Linked DNA regions of Homo sapiens: region 1 is linked to region 2. Evidence: read pairs that join two places in POLR2A ChIA-PET (ENCODE). Cell type or tissue: Panc1. All regions are shown on one strand. Links, peaks and the distances in the headings refer to the core of each region. The heading gives the core; the rest is flanking DNA. Region 1 has its middle 100 kb from the start of LINC02240. Region 2 has its middle 140 kb from the start of ZNF608.

Region 1 (7,285 bases), core at 867-5,866, 790 kb after region 2:
GATTCTTCATTACATAATCATTTGCACTTGCTCACAGCACAAAACATGGTCTTATGATACAGGATATTATGAAGAAACAGAACGAACAAGAGACACAGGGTGACTTCTTGAATATGGTTAGTATTTCAAAACCCTTATGAATGGAATGGAGCAATTTCTGGTTACTGTTATAGCTGTAAAATCAGGTCAACATTTTAAATTGATTTGCCGTTCATTTCTTTAAATTTCTACTAAAATTTTAAACAAGGTAAAGTTTAAAAATGGGTAAAAGAGATGTTTCCAAAAATTAACATGTAAATCTCTGCATTTGGAAATGCTAAAGTCAAAATTGTATATGATTATAAACGTGATCTAAAACATTCATATTACTTGGCATATTCTTATAGTCAAAGTCAAATTGTTTATTAATTAGCTATAATTCAGTTATAGCACACATTTTTTTGAAATTGCTTTACTTCTCCACTGATCACTAGTGGTAGAGAAAGGGTCACAATTTGAGAAAACCTGTCATGTCTACCAATGGCTCATAACACCACAGAGCACAAGTAGCAATGAGATGGGGTGATTGTCTGGCTAATTGTATCAATGTAGTCTGCAGACAGTAATTCAGAAGAGGAAAAAACCTTTAGGATTTAACATATTGAGTTTGTCTCTCTATTGATCAAATTTATTGGATGATTTCCAAATCTCCACTTTACTGAGTATTTTATTGACACAACCTTTGACCGAGAAGCATAGAGATTTCAAAATGCCTGTTCTTATAGACAGAAAATCAATTTAGTTATTTTAATAAATATAATTGTTTGAGCAAAATAGTTGGCTGAACAATTAAAGGATAGCTGCTATCATTACTTGGTATGTATAGGACAGGAAACTGGAATTGAACATGGAGGAAACAGATTTTCAAGACTGACGGTGCCATGAGGGAATAGTATTAAAGCAAAAGAACCAATATAATAATTTTGCATTTATTCAGGAATATTACATTAGAAAAACAGAGTAGACTTCAGATGTTTATTGTACATTTTTATGTAATTCAGTAACAGATAAGACAAAATATGAATTTTATACTCTTACTTCAAAGAAACATTTTCTTGAGAAGACAATGATTAAGTTGTCATTAGAAGACTATCAAGGCTATGCTGACTTTTTCAAGATGGCATGGGTTAGTCATAGAGAGCCAGACTTCTTACGCTGGAACCTCAGCTTTACCTCTTACTGCTCATTTAGCTTCTCTGTGTCTCAGTTTCCTCTTTTGCAAAATTAGAAAAATAATGGCACTTGTCTTATAAAGTGGCCGTGATGATGTAGTAAGTTAACAGATAGAGAAGTAAGTTAACGCATTGAAATGAACACTTAGAGGAGAAAGCACTCAATAAATTTTAGTGATTTTTATGTTCTCATCTTGAAAGAACAAATATATACTGTATTCATTTCCTAGTGAATTATCATAATGTCCTAAAAGCAACTTTCTAGGACATAATTTTAAGTTAAAAATGTTCATTTGATAGTTTTGATCATTTTAGCTTTCATTTCTTTTACTTGATTAGAAAAATATTATTACTATACTTCCATTAATGGCATGATTAGAAGTGAGAAAAATATACATAAACATCTCTACATTAGGACAAAGGAGTAATGCAAAAAAAGTAAGTTTAACTTATGCTATTATAATCCCTGAAACTACACTGTACACAGATGACAACCATTAAGTATGAGCTTATCCAAAGATCTAACTTTAAATCTTTTAAAAGCACTCTGAAAAGATTAAATGAATTTTCTGACTACTTCTCTTATGGTAGATCTGATTCAACTACATTCAAGTGCAATAAAAAAAGCATATTTCAAAAGTAACCTTTTGAGCAATATCTGGAAATACTTGCTTTTGAGTGTAATCTGAGCATTCCTGAAATCCACAATCTGAACAGTCATATAAATGTGAACATTTATTTGAAAGCTTGGTTAATTAAGAACAATAACATTAGAACTAAGCCAATGCTTTTAAATTCCATGTCTCCTCAAAAATAAGCATATATGTTCCAATGATATTTGTTCTGGGCACTGGTAATTCAGATCATCATGTAATCTTTTTTAATGCCCATATGCAGATATAATATAAACTATTTGCTATTTAGTAATGCTATTTTACATAATTAAGTCATCATGGCTTTATTTTTTCAACAGAAGAATGAAAGCATATCTACACGCTATAACATGACCAAACTGTATCAAATTTTGTCTCCAAATGGGGACAGAAGCATTGGTATGTGTGCATTTTTATTAGAGCAGAAGTCAATCCAAAATATAATCTCTTGAGTTCAATTATAAAAGCCATATGCTTGAGTGAATGCATGGTAAAAATGTGCAACTTCATTACACATTAGAGGCACTACAAATTTCGGCTTTGATTCAAAAACACTCAGACTGCTAATGTGGCATATACTACTAAAAGGCTAATATCATTGCTGTGTGGAGTGATGTAAATGGGGAAGTGGAAACATCTGTATTTTCTCTGCTTTAAGGACATGTTCTTTTCATCCAAGGGCATATCTGTGTAGAGGATAAAGCCTATAATAACAAAGAATGCTTATATTTTGATTCCTAGTGAAGAATGATAACGAAGAAAAAATACACAGGGCCATTGGAATTAGAAAAGTTATAGCTTAACCACTAGTGCCAATATAAACTTATTCTTATGGTCTGAAGTGTTCTTACTGCTTTTCTCAGATGAACTAAAGATGAACATCTTTAGGCGGGTCTTTAGAAAACTGAGATGAGTACTAAGTGAGGAGAGCAGCCTCAAGTACCTGTAAAAGAAAAATGGAAAAAATTCTACAAAATCTTTGGGTTGATAAATCTGAAGACTCAGTGAGACATCAAGAAATGTCAAGATGAAAATGTATTTTAATGGTATACAAATGGTAACTAGAGGACTAGTTAATTCTCAATAATTAGCTTATGCTTAAAAGATGTGTATTCAGTAGTTCCTGTACTTAAAAACTATCTCCAAGAACAAAAGTTTCAACTTTCGTTCTTTTGTATTTCTAGAGGAAGCTAATATGAAGCAATAAACTAGAAGATGAAGTTTGAGAAATCCAAGTTCCAGCTCAACTAGCTGGCTTGGGAATCTGAAAAAGTTGAAATTCTCATTTGCCTATGTAGAAAGCAGACATACACTACCTCATAGAACCATTGAAACTTATTGATATGTGCAAATCATTTTGAACTCATTAAAATGATTTTTTAATATGTCATGTATCGCTTTATATTTTTTCTATATTTATTCTTTAAGAGACTGTGGTGGACAGACTTGAAAGCAGCCCCATGATCATCACCTCCCAGTGTTCATGCATTTGTATAATTCCCTCCCCTTCATATGGGCAGGACATGTGACTTGCTTCTAACCAATGGATTACAAAAAAGGGCAATGGAATAAAAGTGATTACGTGTATGTGATTCCACAAGAGTGTAACATTTGTCTGCTAGAGACTCTACATGACTGTCTTTGAAGAGGCAGACTGCCATGAATCCTACAGCTGCAAGGAAATAAATTCTGCCCACAATCTGAGGGTTCTTGAAAGTAGGCTTTTCCCCTGGTGAGCCTCTGATGAGACCACAGTCTTGGATAACATTTTGAGTGGAGCCTTTTGAGACCCTAAGCAGAGGAGGACCCAGCTAAGTTGTGCCCAGGTTCCCGACCCATGGAAACCTTGAGATTATAATTGTATGTCATTTTAACCTGCTAAGTTTGTGGTCATTTGTTACACAGCAATAAAAACCTAATATGCAGATATTGCATGCATATGTTTATTGGAATATAGCACATTTGTGTATTAATTTATACATTTAGTTGGATAAGTTTATGTAGCTCACAACCCCTTTCCTGTGTAATTGAGTTATTGCTGCCATCCCAGCATAGGAATGGCCTCCAGGAATGTCCTGGCGCCTGCTGTACCAACTCACTCAGCAGCTGGACTACGGTGGGAAGAATTGTAGTGGAGGAGAAATAAAGTGTGAAATGTATGGAGCCAATGTTAGTCTGTGGAAATTCATCAAAACCTTATATCTCATATATGAAATAAACCTGAAAAAAATTTCCCCAAATTTGACAATTCTAACAAGTTGTGAAGCTGAGAGTATATTTCCTGAGGTAAAAATAAAAAGGATTTTTTGGTCAACCATTTCAGGGGAGAAGTTGGATATCTTTCTATTCTCGTTATAGAAAACAATATATCAAGATCATTGTTATGTTAAGAGGCAATAAAAAATTATGTAGTCAAAACTGTAAGAGAACAAAATTATGGAGGAGTTGTATTGTTTTCTGTCCTTTGTTGATATTGGCGGTATTTTTGAGCTTTCAATATTGGTAATATTTTATAATTTATTTTGCATCCTAAATAATATTTACTTTCTTTTTTTATTTTATTATTATTATACTTTAAGTTTTAGGGTACATGTGCACAATGTGCAGGTTTGTTATGTATGTATACATGTGCCATGTTGGTGTGCTGCACCCATTAACTCGTCATTTAGCATTAGGTATATTCCCTAATGCTATCCCTCCCCCCTCCCCCCACCCCACAACAGTCCCTGGTGTGTGATGTTCCCCTTCCTGTGTCCATGTGTTCTCATTGTTCAATTCCCACCTATGAGTGAGAACATGCGGTGTTTGGTTTTTTGTACTTGCGATAGTTCGCTGAGAATGATGGTTTCCAGTTTCATCCATGTCCCTACAAAGCACATGAACTCTTCATTTTTTATGGCTGCATAGTATTCCATGGTGTATATGTGCCACATTTTCTTAATCCAGTCTATCGTTGTTGGACATTTGGGTTGGTTCCAAGTCTTTGCTATTATGAATAGTGCCGCAATAAACAGACGTGTGCATGTGTCTTTATAGCAGCATGATTTATAATCCTGTGGGTATATACCCCGTAATGGGATGGCTGGGTCAAATAGTATTTCTAGTTCTAGATCCCTGAGGAATCGCCACACTGACTTCCACAATGGTTGAACTAGTTTACAGTCCCACCAACAGTGTAAAAGTGTTCCTATTCATATCTAATTATAATTATACTCCTTTTTCAATGGGGATCCAAAATTGTATAAGCTTCAAGTTCCATAAAACCTAAATTCATCTCCACATGCAAAGAAAGAGAATATTTTTAAATGATACTAGCAGCTACAGTAAGATGAAGGCAGATAATGGTCCACTAGAATAGGCAACATAAAATCACTATTTGTTAGACAAGAATGATTTTAGAGGGGTGGTATGGCCAGAAAACAGAGGAAGAGAATGGAAAATGATGAGAAGTGCTGTAGCATGGTGACAGTGGGTATCCACAAGTTCTGTGAACAGTTTGGCACTGAGATTTGGCAAATAGAGTAGGTGGCAGATGGAAGTGAATGTGAGGCCATTGGAGTTTTCTGTTAGAAGTCTAACTTTGTATGCTGCTAGGAATGCTCCAATAGAAAGGGAGAAATTTATAATTTAGGTTACACAGAGGTAGCTGCATATGGTAGCCATCCTCCAAGATGACTCACTCCCAAGGATCCAATCTCTTGGCATTCACAACCTTGTGTGGACCTCTTCCAGTTCCATCAGGGTTGGTTTGTGTGACTAAGACTATACAACAGAAATGATGGGGTAGTAGCTTCCAAAATTGGGTTATACTAGAATACAGCTCCCACTTGGTCTCTCTCTCTCTCTCTCTATTTTTCTCTCTCTCTCATTATTTGTTCTGGGGAAAGTAAGCTTCTATCTTGTGAGCAACCCTGTGGAGAGGCTTAAGGGGTGGAGAATTGAGAACTGAGACCTCCAATGAGAAACTGACCAATGGTCATGTGCATGAGCTTGGAAGTGGATCCTCAGTCCCAGCCCATCAGTGCTACGATGGAAGTCCTAGCTGATAACTTGGCTGCAAACTTGTGAGAGATCTCACCCAGATTCATTCCAATTAAGCCACTCTTGGATTCTTGACCCTTAGATACTGGAGATAGCAAATGTTTGTTATTTTGAGCTGTGGTATTGCAGAATAATCATTTATGCAGCAATAGATAACTAATGCACCACAAGAGTGAAGTCCTTGAGAAGACAAACTAGGAAGTGATATATAGTATAACTGGATACATTGGATGTTAATAGAGACAGGGATCTGTCTTTCTGTTTAACAGGAGAGAAGATAGAGCATATGGGTATGGATATACCTAAGTTGGTAGATGTGTCTGCTACATTACTAGAAAATTTTATTTTTATCAATTTCATTTTCTCAAGTATGAGGCAAGATTTTAAATTGTGAGTACCTTGAAGGGGAGGCAGAAGGGATTATATGCTTAAGAACTGTAGAGGAAAAAAAAAGAAATAGTCACCTTGGAGAATGAGAAAGAATACTAAGCAGAAAAATATAATAGGGTGAGGTTAGTGTTGAATTCTGTTCTGAGGTTTGTGTGTTGTATTTAAAACAATTTCAGTCAACCAATTTTGTGATTTTTTCCCCCAGCAATATGTAGTTGCTTGGAGAAAGCATAGAGTACATCTGGGTTTAACTGAAGTCACTGTTTGCTAAATGAATGCAATGAAAGAAGAGAGGACAGGGAATTGAGGGTATTTTGCAAAGAAAGAACTTCAATGTTGGCTCTTGGAATCTCACCCAGGAAAGAGAAGGAAGAACAAGAGGATGAGCAACAGTGAAAGAGTGGTGGTGTAGATTATGAATTGGAGCTCTTGCTAAGTGTGGTTGAACAAGGTAGTACCTGAGAGGAGGAAATAAAATGAGCTAAGCTAATGAAGGGGTGACTAATTTGAAGACAAGAATTCAGGATGTGGTAATGGAATGTGTGGCTAAGGTGGAGTAGGGCAGGGTGGGGAAATGTATTGAGGTTTTGATTAGGAGAGACTGATTAGTGGAATTAAATTAATAAGTTCAAGAGAAAAAAAAAGCAACGGTGAATTCTTGAGCAGAGAATACTTGCAGAAATGTGGGATGATAGACATTAGTTAACCACAAGAGTGAGAGGGCCAAGGCTATTGTAGTGGTCTGAGGAAATGGAATTCAGAGTCTCAGTGGATGCCAAACCATCTAGAAAATGGTTCTTGTTACCTTGGCAATGGAAGTCAAACCTTAACTAATGATCTTTTACTGAGAAAACTCACAAGCAAATGAAGTGAAGAGTAATTGGAGTCAGGCTATACATTGCTTCCTTAGTTTCACCTTGCATGACAGCTTGGAAAGCAGTTTGGACATAAAAAATGATTATCTCAAGCCTCCATGCTTGAGAGTTCTGG
Region 2 (7,285 bases), core at 675-5,674:
TTTTTCAGTCTAATCTGTCAAGATAACCATTTCCCCATTCTCTTAAACAAACACAGACTTCCTTGTTTAAACACTATAACAGTTCTAACAGAACACACAGCTTTTAATCATTCTGTGTTAAGTACACTGGCAAGAGTCTGAGAAAAGAATCAAAACATCTTAAATGTAAACTGGCTGATTTTGCTACTTTGCAAATCCCAGGAAACAGAAAAAAGAAACCTGAAATTCCAGATAAAAGGAGTACAACATTGTAGGAGAGACTGCAGTGAATTTTACATTTTTAATTGAATTGGAAATGCAATTGTGAACCCAGTTCAGCTTCTAATGAAAAGAGCGATCTGATCATGTTTTATTTTTTCTTCGAAGTTTTGCAAATTTAAGTTCATTTGTTCCAATGGTTTTGTATATATTTATAAAGGCAACACTAACGCTTGAGCAGAGTGATATTTTCAGGAAAGCTATTTAAACACAGAGCAAAGTTACTTCTCTACTAACTCTCTTGAAAGCCCTTTAGCATAAAGCTCTGTCATAGTGCAGAGCACATTTTTTTCCATATAATATTTGAGAATAAAAATGTGAAGGGTGGGGAGAAAACCTGTCACGGTGGAATAAGCAGGAATATTGACAACACTGAAGTTCGGGTGTGCTTCCTGAGCCTCGATACTTACTCTTCATTTCACTTGCAAAATATCCAGGCTCACCCTGAGATATGAAAAAGTTAAAATTTACATAAAACCTGTTATGTTTTCTACTTGGAGAAAAATGAGGGTTAAATAATCCAAACTCCGCTCGTGGCTCACGCCTGTAATCCCAGCACTTTGGGAGGCTGAGGCGGGAGGATCACTTGAGCCCAGGAGTTCAAGACCAGCCCTGGCAGTATAACGAGACCCCTGTCTCTACAGAAAATTTTAAAAATTAGCTGGGCACAGTGGTGAGCACCTGTAATTCCAGCTACTCAGGAAGCTGAGGTGGGAGGGTGGCTTGAGCCTGGGAGTTTGAGGCTGCGGTGAACTATGATTGCACTACTGCACTTCAGCCTGGGTGACAGGGAGACACTCTGTCTCTAAAAACATAAAAATAAAAATAAAATAATAATTCAAATTCTACATTGTCCATGCTTGAGTGTGGTTCATGGACAGGTTTTCATCCCAACCAACTTAAGGTCATATCCCGGTTCTATGACTTAATTGTGACTGTACACAAGTTAATAAACTTCTCTGAGCCTTTTCTATGAAATGAGGATAAAAAAGTATCTTACAGAGTTCTTGAGAAGATGAAAGAAGACACATTTGCAATGGTAAGTGCTTGATAAAGTTAGTACTTTTTTTTTTGAGATGGAGTCTCGCTCTGTCACCCAGGCTGGAGTGCAATGGTGCGATCTTGGCTCACTGCAACCTCCACTTCCCGGGTTCAAGCAATTCTCCTGCTTCAGCCTCCCGAGTAGTTGGGATTACAGGCACCCACCACCACACTCAGCTAATTTGTGTATTTTTAGAAGAGATGGGGTTTCGCCATGTTGGTCAGGCTGGTCTCGAACTCCCAACCTCAGGTGATCCACCAACTTCAGCCTCCCAAAGTGCTGGGATTACAGGTGTGAGCCACCGTGCCTGGCAAAGTTAGCACTTTATTTTATTTTATTTTATTTTATTTTTGAGATGGAGTCTCACTCTGTCGCCCAGGCTGGAGTGCAGTGGCACAATCTCGGCTCACTGCAAGCTCTGCCTCCTGGGTTCACGCCATTCTCCTGCCTCAGCCTCCTGAATCACCGGGACTACCGGCGCCCACCACCACGCCCAGCTAATTTTTGTATTTTTAGTAGAGACGGGGTTTCACCGTGTTAGCCAGGATGGTCTCGATCTCCTGACCTCGTGATCCACCCACCTCAGCCTCCCAAGGTGCTGGGACTACAGGCGTGAGCCACTGTGCCTGGCCAGTACTTATTATTAAGCAGAATATCCATTAACACCTGTCAAAATTGGACAAAGTCCCAACTGACATAAAATTCAGGTTTAATAAAGATTATATACAACATATGAATTACCAACTTCATAAAATTAGAAAATAATTTAACAGTCAAAAACTAAACCTGTTTAAGAGATTTAATGCCAGGAGTGTAAGTCTCATGTCCAATTCCTTAGGTGAATAAGTGGCCAGAATTTGCACAATTTTCACAGTCATCCTAACACCGCTAGCTGGGCCACAGTGGGACACAAGTGGGACCCCAGTCTAAAAACTCTGGCGTTTGGCTGCCTTGTAGACTGTGGTCCAACCACAGATGGCTTGACGGCACTAGTAGATTGGGACTGGCTGGCCAGTCAAATCTTCCACTTGAATGACAAAGTCAATCTTGACAGCAGTGGTAGCAAAGACCAACGGAAGCTTAGTTTCCATAATGGCAAAGTTCAGGAGTTGGGAGCAACAGGGTCCTGTGCTGAGGAGCCAAGGAGAAACTAGAAAAGAGGTAAAAATTCTGGTCCTCCAGGAGCTGGGGCAGTGTGGGAAATGGATTGTTTTTAATCATTCTTCATTTCCTTTTGAATCCTTACAATATATAGCCTAATTGAAGTAGCCTGGATATATATTAGTTGTTTTGCAACCTGAAAGAGTCTACCAGATCATTTTATCTTTGATGATTCGGAACACACTTGAAGATCTCAAAACACTTGAGGGTCAGAATTGTTTGCATCAGTTATCACGTAAGTATAGATGTCTAATTACTTCCTCTTGAGATTTTATGTCTATATTCTGATAGCTGCTACTAAGCGGTAGATCAGGACACTAATTGGGGTCTCTTGGGTCCAACCTATATACTTGATTTAAACAAATATTTATTAAGAAACTGCTATATGTAAGGCACACTGATAAATATTGTGAGCAGTTAACAAATAAATAAGAAGTTTCTCTGCCATCAAGAATATTACAACTTAATGGTATTTGACAAGTTCACAAGTACTATGAGATAGAATGTGATAAATGCTTTAAGAGAGAAGCAAAACTTTCACCATGATCCAGAGGAGGAAGAAATTACAGGCACTTGGGAGGAGAAACATGTCAGGAATCAGGAAAAGCTGTGGGAGGGCATGACTCTAAACACCTTGAAATCCAAGTGAAATTTTGACAGGAAAGGTGAAACCCATGATAGGGAGCAGGAAGAAGTATTGTTTGAGGAATAGCAAGAATCACTGATTGGCTGCTGTGTAGAGAACTTCTAGTAAGAGATAAAGATGGAAGGAAGCTTAAGGCCAGAAAATGAAGGACTTCAAGTGTCAGAATAAGGAATTCAGAATTTATTTAGTAAGTAATGGAGTCTGGTGAGGGTTTTGAGCAGGAAATGATACAATCAGCTGAGTTGGAGGCTGACACATGCTTCCACACTTGAATAACTTTTCTATAAAAGTATGACTTTATCAAAATCTTTATGAATAAAATAACACATACCTATAAAATATGAAGAGGCAATAGAAACACAATAGAGACTAAGACTGTAAATAGTATAACATCTAGGCATAATGTGTTATCCAATTTGCCTTATCAGAGAAAGATGTCAATTTTCTCTCCTAATAATCACTTGAAGCTGATTTCGCAACCATTATTCTCTTCTTCACAGAGCATGGAAAAAACTGGTCCTTCATCAGCTTCTCTCCCTAAGTTGCAGGATAAAGTAGTTATAAAGATTAGGAGCTAGATTGCCTTGAAACTGGAATTTTCATTCATAATTGGCTCAGCCCTTTTGGAGAGCAATCTGGCATGTGTATTAAAAGCTATGGATTAGCCATACCCATTAACCCAGTGTATCCACTTGCAGGTCTCTAGCCTCAGGACATTTTTAAAACAAGGAGAAAGTAATGTGAATTAATATAATCCAATATTATATAGTATAGGAACATATATGGCAATATGATTCACATAATATATAGTAATAAGATAGTATAGTTTACTTATATATATGTAAAAATCAATAAAAACTTAAATTTAAAAAAATAGGAAGACCTCTGTATATAAATGATGAACCATCTATTTCATGAACTGTTATACAGCTGTTTTAAATAATAATTATGAAAACTGGATTTAAAAAATCCAGCAATATGTCTAAGTATTAAAAAAAAGCATGATTACAAATCTATGTAAAAACAGATTTATACAAAAGAGACTTGATGACAACATATATTTTTTAAAAATACCAATTGTGTTGGAATAATTTTATTAAGGGGATGGGTTTTTTCCCTCATTTTGTTTTCCAAAATGCTATTATGTTGTCATAACTATCAAAGAGTTTTTTTTTTTTTAAAAAAAAAGGGATTAAGAACTGGGTGCAGTGGCTCACACCTCTAATCCCAGCACTTTGGGAGGCTGAGGCGGGCAGATCACCTGAGGTCAGGAGTTCAGGACCAGCCTGGCCAACATGGTGAAACCCCACCTCTACTAAAAATACAAAAATTAGCTGGGTGTGGTGGTGGGCACCTGTAGTCCCAGCTACTCGGAAGATTGAGACAGGAGAATCGCTTGAACCTGAGAGACAGAGGTTAGAGTGAGCTGAGATCATGCCATTGCACTCCAGCCTGGGTAACAGAGCAAGACTCTGTCTCAAAAAAAAAAAAAGGATTAAAAATAGATCTCTAAAAAGAAGCTAGTTAGTCCCTTTAAGGCATGTGAAGAAAGAATCAAGTGGCTGTGAGGGGTTTCTTTCCTGACAGATCCCATGGGAACTTAAGTTCCAAGAAAACCTGAAGCTGCCAAAGCCACATAGCACAGGATGAAAAATGAGCTCCACGATGATTTTGTCCTCTTTGATTCTTGCATGACAGTGCAATCAGAAGGGGACATGAAAGGAAAGGAGGACATGTGTGTGACATTTCATTGAGCTGTAGCTCTAGTGTGCACGAATCATCAGACTCCACTCTCCAAGGTCTACTCTCAAACGCTAGGCAGATTCTTGCTTCCTCCTTTCCTTTTCTTCCCTTAGGAATGAGAAATAGGAGATGAGTAACAGAATACTAGGAATAAAATCGATTTACTGGCTGATATTAGCAACATACATTTAGAAACAGAGCTATTTCATTCTCTTTTTAAGTAAACCAGTAAAAGTAAAATGTTTTCTGATCAATTAGGTCATCAGTTGAGACCATGATAAAGGCCTGCTTAAGTATTTTGTGAGTAGCAGGATGCAATATATATTTAATTGCTGGCTACAAATAGTCAAAGTATTATCTCTACGTTTCTTAGAATAATCTTATCTATAGAATAATTCATAATTCTACAATATGTACAGCAACTAAAAGAATTTTAAAAAGCATTACCATATAAAACACAGCAAATTAAATTACTATTTCACAAGGATTTAAATATTACTCCATAATTAATGTTCCCCATGTACTAAAACAGTTTTAAAGCAAAGATCTGACTCAAAGGCAATTAGTACTATTAAATGAAAGTTTTTGCTTTTGGGACTTTTCTTATTTACAAGATATTTTATCATTAATTTAAATTAGGCAACACTTAACTAGGTTGCTGACATGTATATTGTATAAGACAGAAACAAATATTCTTTTCTGAATTCACTTCTATGTGCAGCCACTTTCCACTGGTAGTTGGCTGTTCAGACCTGGTCCTGTGTGCTGGAGTTATTTTCTGGGTGTGCAAACATCTTTAACCCTGCTCCTTCTGACTATTGTGAGGAAGATATACAGAAAGAATGTAGAGTCTCGGCAGTATTTCGCACTTCATTCCGAGGAGGAGGCAAAGGTTAAGAATGAGGAAAATTAGGCAGACAACCATGTGTGGCCGAAAGAAAGGCTTACTATTCTGCAGAGGCCGATTTCCCTGACACAAAGAGAAGAAAGGCCCATGAATGAGATCATGTCAACTTCCTCTGCTTACATAGTAATGCTGGCCTTCTTTCCTTTCGGAAAAACAAGTCATCCATGCACCAGAGTTCAGGGCTGCATTGTAAAATGTTTCCGAACTCCCAGTGACAGCACACTGACACAGGTCCAAGGGACAGGTCCAAGCAAGCTTTTCCAGGCCTGGCCTAAGAGCCCTAGAGAATTCTCAGAGCCTATTTTCTGCATGTTGATGAAATCTAAACCTCTGATTATCCAACAGTCAATGAACTTCTGGAAACATGCTAAATGAATGGACTTGATTTTTCAAGGAGAGTCTTTCAAGAATCTCAAGATGGTGTTGGGCTGGCTTTGGGCTCAGTGATAAATTTTTACATGTTAAAGGGAGGTGATTCCGGTTTTTGGCAGTGTCCCTACTCACGGGGGACGAGACTCAGTAAAATCATTTCACAGATGAACTCTAAGTCAGAAAGAGTTTTTAAAATTATATTTTAATCCATGGATTAGTACACTCAATTTCTTTTATGATTATTTTTCTCGATAAATTATTTTTGCTCTCCAAGAGTGATTCTAGTTAGGGAATATGACATCAATTCCCAGAGTAGGCATTAACTCATGGTAGATTGGAAGGCTGAAGATCATAATATTTCATATAAAGAACGAGGTTCCTATAATCTAATGCTGAACAGCATTACACAATTGTTTTATGGGCAAATGGGCCTCTAAGTTACTGAACATTAAACAATAAGTAATATGTTGCTATGGAAATTCTACATTAAAATCAGATGTGTATAAATGTATTCATTTCAATATTTTTGTATGAAATTTTTTTTTTTTTGCTAAGTCTCTCTTTAAAAAAAATTGAAAAGGCACTGTAGCATTTTCATTGCTTTATGTCAGACTAATGCCCATCTCTGCTAAGGCAGAAATTACTGATAAGGGAATAGGGCATTATTCTAACAATACTTCCCACATTCCCTCCTCAAAGTAAGCTTCCCATGAGGTCAGGTATCCCTACAGACTGAGAGTGGTATTCTTTAGGGTTTCAGAAACAAAGCTATCTCACTCCAGGTAATTTGACAATACAGTAGATGCTCTGTTAACTCACCCCTAAATAGCCAAATTCCCAGACTAGCTGATATGTTCCCAGCCCTGATTCTTGGCCACGGCACACACATGTCTTGTCTCATCACAAACAGGCTCCTCTCTCCAGACAAAGTATCTGAACACCTTTGCTCTCATCATTTGTGTTATATACTTAGCAAGATAGGTTGTGTTTGTGCCCAAATCTGTTTATACGGGTTGTCTTTGTTATTATAAGTAGATGACTTATTTACTATTTAAAATAAACTGATAAAATTAAAGTGGTGGAAGAAAGAGATTTGTATTTTCTGTGAAAGAGGTGGGTTTTTTGGGTGTTTTTTTTTTTTAACATCATCAAATTA

What was found. ChIA-PET counts read pairs that join two places held together with the same protein. Peaks named below come from ENCODE experiments on the same cell type or tissue, not always from the same donor. Only the 100,000 strongest peaks of a DNase experiment are listed, where the experiment ranks them.
Region 1: POLR2A ChIA-PET joins it to region 2 with 5 read pairs; 1 of 35 experiments calls an interaction of 5 or more read pairs at or near these places.

What each region holds. Positions count from the first base shown.
Region 1 is chr5:125,388,040-125,395,324 of GRCh38, forward strand. No RefSeq gene overlaps it. Among named protein-coding and RNA genes, the nearest start is that of LINC02240, 100 kb to the right of the region's middle. In Panc1, for the core only: no CTCF peak of the experiment used is centred there; no DNase peak of the experiment used is centred there; H3K27ac peaks cover 510 bases.
Region 2 is chr5:124,599,783-124,607,067 of GRCh38, forward strand. No RefSeq gene overlaps it. Among named protein-coding and RNA genes, the nearest start is that of ZNF608, 140 kb to the right of the region's middle. RefSeq lists an enhancer at 25-84. In Panc1, for the core only: no CTCF peak of the experiment used is centred there; no DNase peak of the experiment used is centred there; H3K27ac peaks cover 4,426 bases.